2 separate regions of the Homo sapiens genome follow, and region 1 is linked to region 2. The links are chromatin contacts, found by Hi-C in ENCODE. All regions are on one chromosome and are shown on one strand. Each heading gives the region's core, a stretch centred on a gene start or an enhancer-like site at or near the end of the contact. The rest is flanking DNA. Distances are from core to core; before and after follow the strand shown. Region 1 overlaps FTO (FTO alpha-ketoglutarate dependent dioxygenase). Region 2 holds the start of MMP2-AS1 (MMP2 antisense RNA 1).

Region 1 (4,308 bases), core at 744-3,243, 1.6 Mb after region 2:
ACATTCCAATCTTGCACCAGGGTTTCTTAATTCATATCTGAAATGCTATGATAGTCTGCTAGTCAAAGCAATCCAAAATGAATTCTAGCAGCCAAGGCTAAAATAGCACCCCAGGGAAAATAGCAGGATCTTCACACCTTTACATCAATTTGAATTTCAGGGTGGTTAAAACTATTTAAAGCAGCAGAATTCATCTTTTTTTTCTTTACATATAGAATGTGTGAAATGTGTGTATGTGTGTGTGTGCACATGTGCGTGTGTATATTTAACGAAGGTTGTCAAAATTTAGCCAAATCCTACAGAAACAAGGTTAAAACACAAACCCTGGCTGTTTACTCCAGTTTTTCTCTCCACACACTAAGAGTTAAGAGAGATGGCAAGGCTGTCACTTGGAATTTCCTAGCTCCTGTCACTTTGTCTCAGCATCTTCAGCATTTTTAGTGTTGTTCCTATTGTGTGCAGAGCAGAGGCACTAGGAACGATCCTCTTAACATTCCTGAGATGTACCAGGCACATCCTAGGACTTGGTACCAGTAAAGCTCAACTCTCACACAGCTCATGTAAGGGTTAAAAACAGAAAGTCCTACCCACTGGTTTGCTCTGATGTTCCTGGAGATACTGTCACTGGATGTATCCTCAGTAGAATTCTATTCAACACCTCTGTCTTTAAGTACAAAGCTGTAGGCTGTAGCAGCTTTAAGAAACATAAGTATCCCTTTTTTCTGCTGCACAGTATCTGTGTGTGAAATTCTCTAAAGGGGTTTAAGTATTTACCCTGAACACTATCAGACGGTTTCTAAAATTTTCCTTATCCAGTTGCAAAAACACTTCAAAGAGAATCATAAACACAGTCCTTTGTGCTTTCGAAGCACACTGTGTTTTTGAGGCTTAAGCCTGAATTCTCTTGGAATTGTATATTCTTTTTTCCCAAAAAGACAGGATACACAACACTTTCTTGTAAAATTCCTTACTAAAGGTACAGACACTCAGGGAAAAAAATGGAAAACTCTGAAATTCATAAGATAATCAAAAAAGGAATAAAAACTTATAAGAAATTCACTGCTAAATTACATGTAAAATTTCTCCCCAGATGTTTTACTTTTAATAGAACAATATAGCTGTGGGGAATTGGAGTGGGTGGGGAATTAGAGTGGGTGGGTAGGAAGGAGAATGGAAAGAACCGAGCTTCCCTGAACACCTTTAAGATAACCAAAAACCAAAGATTTAAACCAAAGATTTTAAGCTGCTCCAGCTGCAAGTGACTTTTTCGTTTTTCCAGATTTTCAAAGCTAAACGTAAAGGTCCTAAAACTCAGTGCCTGCACACCAGTTTCAGAAACTGAATTTTTGGATGCTTATGACTCTTTATCCACCTCTAATCTGTGCTTATCTTGAGTCACTCAGCACTGCCCCAGTCAAAAAAGAGAATTTACATTTTAATTTAAAACCACTAGACATCTCACATCTGATCCTAAATTACTATAATATACTCTGCTCTTAAATCAGAAATGCTAACCCTGAAAAATGGGAGACTGGATTATGTTGGCTGATGTAACTTAATGTGCACATTAACACTGAAAAGAAGGGTGAAAAAAATTATACACACACACACACACAAAAATTGGTGACTTTCCCATTAATGCAAACAAAAAAATTCGATATTTATATTTCCATCACTTTCTTCTGCACATCCCCAAAAATCTTCAATCCTAGAAGGAAGTTTAAAATAAACTTAGCTAATTGAACTATAATACAATAGCAAATACCAGTATACTCAGTAAAAATTTCAGTAAATGAAAAAGCAGCCTTGTTCCTGTATTCAGTTTTAAAGAATTTAATCTAAAGCACTGTGATGAGAACTTCATTAATCTCTCCAAAAATAAACAAACTACTGCTCGGCTCAGTCATTCCCTATGACTATGTAAACTACATGAAGTGTAACCTATGCTGAGGAAGACTCATCCACACAGCCATGGGCAGGCTCCTGGCAAGGGCCTTCCCAGATGATTTACATAGGCCAAAATAGCAGGGGAAAAGGCATGACTCATCTTAAAATTAAACTATTATAACTAACTTGTCAGGCACAACCTTTACCTTCTTAAGTACATTTCTCTCTTAAAACTTTAACAACAAGAAACTGGTTACATTATTAAATAAAACACCTACTCATTTTCCACATGTCTCTGCTCTCCTGTGCCAAATTTTAACATAAATGGATAGAATTAAATGTAGCCTATAGCTTACCTAACATAATTATATGTTGTGTTTTACACTGTTTCCAAACGGATACATTAAAATAATCCAGTCTTGGCTCCTACCCACTAAAGTCAATAAAGGTTATTAAGGCCAACTGCCATATAAATGCATTGCTATAACAGCACAAGGAATTGTCAGAACAGGAAACGCAATTCAAAACATTCAAAACCATCAGGATCTACTTTTTATTCTAAAAGAAAAAACCAAGGAAAACAGCAAGAAGAATTTCTCTCCAGTATCGAAATCATCACTACTTTCGAAAATGTTTACTCTGGAAACGATTGTCGAATATTTCCACTGGATTATACCAAATTGACCTTTTTTTTTTTTAAGGTCAATAGGAAATGAATAAATGTCATCAATTTAGAGGATTTCGCACCTAGCATTCTTTTCTGTATCATTGTGAATTTGATAGTGTTAAAACATTTTTATAGGTAAAATAAATGTCAGTTTTGCAAAGAGCGATACCAGACCCTGAGAGACAAATGGCCTATCCATTGAATCTCTGGCTACAGCAAGACTTGCCCACCTCACAGGAGACTTCAGCTTTTCATATTTCTCTTTACCCAGAAAGCAAAGCAGCTGTACAGTTTCTTTCAAATGGTAACTCTCTCTTATCCTGAAGAGTCTTCTCATAATACAATCATCTTGGATGGCAGGGGCGGTGGGGGTAGGAAGTGCATCGGGTTTTAAAAAAATTAAAATAAAAAACAAATATTTGAATAGTATTATAGTGTTATAATGCCATCCTCAATAGGGAGCAAAGAGGAGGGGAAAGGCCAGACTAAATTCCTGGGTTATAAGAAAGGGTTATGTTGCTTTGGGCTTAATGGCTCATAAATTCATGAGGTAATATTCAGGGAAAATGTGATATTTTATCAGAATGTCATTCAAATATAAGGTTTAACATTTACATCACAAGAGCATGGATGGAGTAAAACTATCCGCTGGGAGAAAAAATGGCAAGAATAAACAGTGTGATAAAAATGGTGTTTTCTGGGACAGGAAATGGGAAGTGGAGGATGGGGGAGTTTTAGAGACAGCTGACTAAACTTTTTGAAATATGTGACTGGTTATGACATGTGAAGCAATTACCATTAATGGAAGAAAAGCGATTTCAAAGCTCATTTTCCATTCTTCTATATCCTTCCTGAGACTACACCTTGCAGCCACAAAGTGAAAAAAGAGCACAAAGACAGAAATCACAGCGCAAGTCTCTTCCCTGGTACGAGGGCCGATAAAGGTTGCTTTACTCATAAGCAAAAGGGGAAAAGTAATGCACATATTCCCTGAGGTTTTTTATTTTCTCAGCAAAAGAGATCGATGTTATTTTGCAGAACAGACAAAATGCATTGATTTAAAGAAATCCTTCCACAACACGCACGATTTTACAATTCAAAAAAAAGTATAAAGATAAAAAAGAATCATTTGTCTAAAATGATAATAATTTTGAGTAAGATAGTCCCTGGAAGCAAAGTGAGGACACTCAGAAATTCCATTTGGATTAGTCTAATGCTATAGAATCCAAATGTGCACCAAACACTGTACTTTTTATGTTAAATTGCTGTTGAATTTGTTAACCCACAACTGATATCCTGTGCTATGGAATCTTGGAGATTACAGCTAACTTGAAGCAACAGGGATAATTCTTGACAGTTAATGGTATTTTTGTATGCGTTTTCCTGAAAGGCTAACATCTTGGGGCCTCAATCTGGTAGCTCAACATTGCCCCCTACTGCTTGCAACTGAGAAAATATGAGGTGGGCTGGTACCAAGTAGAAATCTAACCAGCCACTGCCAATTCCACCCGAGTATACAAATACCAGATGGTACTAAACGAACAGAACCACAGAACCGTAGATTCATCCAACAATTATTCTGTTCTGTCTTGTCCAATAGAAAAAAGAAATCACTATGAATTTGTAAAAAGTCACTGTAAAAGGCTTGAAGCAATGCTTACATTTAATTTGGAAGAAACATCCCTTTTATCTGGACCTAAATCTTCACTCTGCTGATAAAGATCATCCCAAGACACGCTGAGGAGAGACACTGA
Region 2 (4,498 bases), core at 1,246-3,745:
CTCCTCGCTCTTGGCACGTGGGGGGCAGAAAGAAGGAGCATTTGTCATCAGGAGGCCTGGGTTCTCCTAGCTGCACTTTGCGAGCAAGAGCTCTGCAAAAGTGAGATGGTGTCACTGGGGTGGGACTTGTTGGCCCCTGGGTCATACGATGCTCTTGTTTGTCTGTCTGTCGATTACTGTAGCTATCTGGCTTGCCCATTCTTCATCCTGGTTGGGTCGAGGGTGGGGCTGGGCAGTGACCTGTCAATCAGAAATAAGGACATGGAAGTCTTCCAATCATAATAGCTTGCACTTGTTGACAGTGTTACAATATTGTTAGGCCCTGTTCTAAGTACTTTACATGTATTAGTTCATGTGATCCTTGCCACAGCCCCTGAGAATGCATTATTATTATGGTCATCTCTTTATGCATGAGGATACCAAGGCACAGAGAAGTTAAGAAACTCACTCAAGGTTACACAGAGAGTGAGTGTTGACCCAGGCAATCTGCTCTGGTGCCCACACTCTTAGGCTGGTGCCATCCAGTGCCCCCGGAGCAAGCAAGATTTGGCTTCTGCACCCTCAATGACATCAGTATTTTCTCTGGGCATCCTCGGCCAAAGCACCGTCCCTCTGGGGCTCTCTGTCTCTATATGTTTATTTGCCTGGTAAATGCTTATTAAGCCCTGTGCTGAGTGCTGGATATATAGCAGCAATTAACCGCAGTCATTGCTCTTGTGGCGTTTGCATTCCAGTGGGGAGACAGGCAATACAGAGCAAACAGACTCATACACAAGGTAATTTTAGATGGCTAGGAGACCTGGGAGGGATGAGGTCAAGATTATCTGATGAGGGCAACTTGAGAATGGGTCGTCAGGGAGGGCCTCTTGGAGGCCCTTGTTAGGTGTGAGTCCTGAAGGAGGAAAATGAAGCAGTCACATGCAGAACAAGGGGAAGAGTGTTCCAGGTAGAGCAGATGGCAAGTGCAAAGGCCCTGGGGTGGGAACAAGCTTTTTTGTATTTGAAGAACAGAAGAAGGCCACTGTGGCTGGAGCAGAGCGACAGGCACAATGAGCTTTTGTGGGTTTGGTTGGCGAGCATGTGTCCCCATCTCCTTGGGAGTTGTCCCTCCTCCCCACTGAGGACAGTGTTTCTGGGAAGGTGGATTGGGTTACTGTCCTGCCCTCTTCAGAAGCCAAGACAGTTCTAAGCCTTCCTCCTACTACCCTGCCAGGGTGGGGCTGTAATCTAGGCTGAGCCAATGGGACACTCATATGGTTTTTTTTTTTTTTTTTTTTTTTTGAGACAGAGTTTCACTCTTGTCACCCAGGCTGGAGTGCAATGGCATGACCTCGACTCACTGCAACCTCTGCCTCCTGGGTTGAAGCAATTAGCTTGCCTCAGCCTCCTGAGTAGCTGGGATTACAGATGCCCACCACCAGGCTTGGCAAATTTTTATATTTTTGGTAGAGACAGGGTTTCACCATGTTGGCCAGGCTGGTCTCGAACTCCTGACCTCAGGTGATCCACCTGAAAGTGCTGGGATGACAGACGTGAGCCACCGTGCCCGGCCCACTCATATGACCTCGCGTGACATAGATACAGATGGAACAATGGCAGCCCAGGCACAGCAACTGCGGGACCCTGAGGCCTGGTGTTCCCACCTTGATGTCTGCTCCAGTTGCCTGGCTCCCTTATCCTATTCTAACAAATCCCCCTTCGCTTATGTTGCCAGAGTTTACTTCTGTGGCCTACACCCAAATGACCCTACTGATGCAGTGGAGGAATGAAGGCAGATGAAGTTGGGCCCAGATGCGCTAGGCCTGGTTGGCCAAGCCAAGGAATTGGGTTGTGTTCCAAGGAAAATGAGGTCCCTGGGGATTTTTCTGGCACTGCCCTTCTGAGATGCTGTGATTCTGTGTGGGTGGCTTCCCACCTATGGGCATGACCTTAATCCACCAGCCCCTGTCCAGAAGCTCTCCCCTGCCCACCCAGGCCCAGGTCCCCACCACACTCTACCGCTAATGCACAATTGCCCTCCGCAGGCACCCAGGCAAGGTGAGCTTGGGATTACTTGTGTATTTCCCATGCACCCCCAATAAGGTCTCTCTATGGCTCAGATAAACATCTCTAAGATTTTATCCCTACCATACACTCCACCAAATGAAGAGTAAAACGAGAAGGGAGGAGAAATAGACAATCAGAACGTTCATCTTATATGTTGTGGAGCCCAGGAAGGGGACTGAGGAGGGGTCAGGGAGCCAAGGTTCAGCCAGTGCCCCAAGTGCCTCCTGCCCTTGAATTCCGAAGCATCAGGAATCAGTCACGGTAACAACAGCCAGCTGGTGACCCCAATCCCTCTGCACAGCAACAAGCCTTGGCTCTTGTTTTTCTAAGAATCCAGTCAATCCTCTTTCCTGTAAGTTGCAACCCAGTCCTCCCCCCAGGCCGGGCTGAGGACACAGCTTGTCTTCCCGATGGTGTCACCTAGAACTCTGGTTCCCCTGCTCCCTTTCTCTTCAAATAGGAAAATTGGCACAGCTTGACTTTCTTCCACTGCCCTCCCAGCCACAGCTTAGACACCTACAAACTCCCACCGCAGGCTGGAGTGCCCTGGAGCCCTAACTGTGATACCCAGGTCAGTTTCCAAATCTGTACCTTTCTGCGTCTCCTGTTCCAACTCTCAGTGAACTCAGCTGGTTCCTGCCCTTCCTCCCCAATGACCAGCCCTGAGGAATTGACAGCTAGGCCACAGCCGCCTCTTCCTCCAGCTTGACCCTAATTGGAATAAGTACCTCTATCATGGAATCCCAGAGGGACTTACGGTGGGGTTGTAGGCAGTGAGCCATGATTGCACTACTGCTCTCCAGCCTGGGCAACAGAGTGAGACCTTCCAAGAGAGAAAGAGAGAAAGAGGGAAAGAGAGAGAGAGAGAACAGAAACAGGAAAAGAAAGAAAGAAAGAAAGAAAGAAAGAAAGAAAGAAAGAAAGAAAGAAAGAAACCATTTAACATTTAAAGTTTACATTTAACAAGGGCTTACAATATGCCAGGTGTTTTACAAGTATTCATTAATTGATTCAAAAGACATTTATTGAGGGGTGTAAAATGATTATCTCTATTTTATAGATGAAGAAACTGAGGCACACAGAGGTGAAATAGCTTGCACAAATGTTGCTTAGCTGGTAAGTAGATTAGTCATGGCAAAGCTAAGCTAGGCAGCCTGCCTTCTTTTTTTTTTTTTTTTTTTCCGTGATGGAGTCTTGCTTTGTCATCCAGTCTGGAGTGCAGTGGCGTGATCTCGGCTCACTGCAACCTCCACCTCCCAGGTTCAAGCGATTCTCCTGCCTCAGTCTCCCAAGTAACTGGGATTACAGGCATGCGCATTTTTTTTTTTTTTGTATTTTTAGCAGAGACAGGGTTTTGCCATGTTGGCCAGGCTGGTCTCAAACTCCTGACCTTGTGATCCACCCACCTCAGCCTCCCAAAGTGCTGGGATTACAGGTGTGAGCCACCATGCCCAGCCCTTATAGTCTTAATAACTGAAAGACAACAGCTTCTAGAAGGATTTTGTAGCTCTCAGCATTGCCTGCCATGTCTGCACTGGGCAAGGCCTTTCCCGGGCAATTTCCTTTCCCATGACAGAAAATGGGTGGTGACCACTCTATCCTGATGTTGTGTGGTCAGCTATCTGGCTGTGGGTGCAAAAAGGATGCACTGAGACCAGGTTTTGAAGGCATTTACAGACACATGGAGCTCTTGGAAGGCTCCTCAGCTTGTCCTCTGGAGTGGTTCTCAGAGGTGGATGATGCCGCAGAAGCAGAAATGCTGCAGGTTCTCGCTTGGAACCTTCCATCCAGTCCAGGCCTGGAGGAGCAGCCATCCAGGCAGGAATTGCAGGAAAGGCTACAATCCGTAGAGAGATCTGAAAATGAGTCTATCTTAGTGAGGCAGCAGTTGGGAGCAAGAAACAGAAGCCCCCTTAGACTAACTAAGGAGAAGGGAGTCGGAGTATGATTACAAGAACCCTAGGAGGCCAGCGGCGGGGCTTGAAAATCACGGGCTCAGGCTGCACTCAGCTCTTTCTCCCTGCGGTCTCTGTTCCCCAAGCTCCCCTCTCTGCAGCCACCCTGGGCAGCTCACTCTCCCTATCCCCTGACCCCTCACAGTGGCTCCGTGTGATCTCTCGGTCCACTCAGCTGTCCTTCCAGGTCCCTGTGGAGAATCCCTGAGATAGGAACATAGAAGGTGTGGGGGCCAGAGGGGGTGCAGAAGGTGAGGCACCATTTCATCCGTAACAGCCATGACCAGAAATGCTAGTAAATGCTTTTTGAGGCTTGTTTCATCGTGAGATTTTGCTTCAGAGGCCATTTGGGCGTTTTTCAGCCCTGGCCTCTTTGGCTGCCGGAAATAAGATCCCACTCTAGCAAAGGGAGGTCCTTTTTTCTTCTTTTACAATTCCACATCTTTCCAAGGGTGATATTCAGTAAGCCCACCTCAGATGGCATCTGAGAGTGTTAG

What was found. A loop is a pair of places that touch in the nucleus more often than their neighbours do. Pooled maps may share reads with other maps.
Region 1: a loop to region 2 is called in a map of IMR-90, with 13 times the contacts of the local background. The contact joins the enhancer-like site here to the promoter of MMP2-AS1 in region 2. A Hi-C loop is called at or near these places in 2 of 168 maps with a recorded cell type or tissue (IMR-90 and naive thymus-derived CD4-positive, alpha-beta T cell) and 8 of 50 pooled maps.

Annotation. Positions count from the first base shown.
Region 1 is chr16:53,891,941-53,896,248 of GRCh38, reverse strand. The region is part of intron 7 of FTO (FTO alpha-ketoglutarate dependent dioxygenase); the gene reads right to left. Among named protein-coding and RNA genes, the nearest start is that of FTO-IT1, 150 kb to the left of the region's middle. Within about 2 kb of position 1,993, at least 3 of the 41 ENCODE cell types and tissues checked have a DNase peak (open chromatin) inside an H3K27ac peak, as active enhancers do.
Region 2 is chr16:55,460,294-55,464,791 of GRCh38, reverse strand. MMP2-AS1 (MMP2 antisense RNA 1) reads left to right here and starts at 2,495. Exons shown (of 7, transcript NR_147198.1): 1 at 2,495-2,617.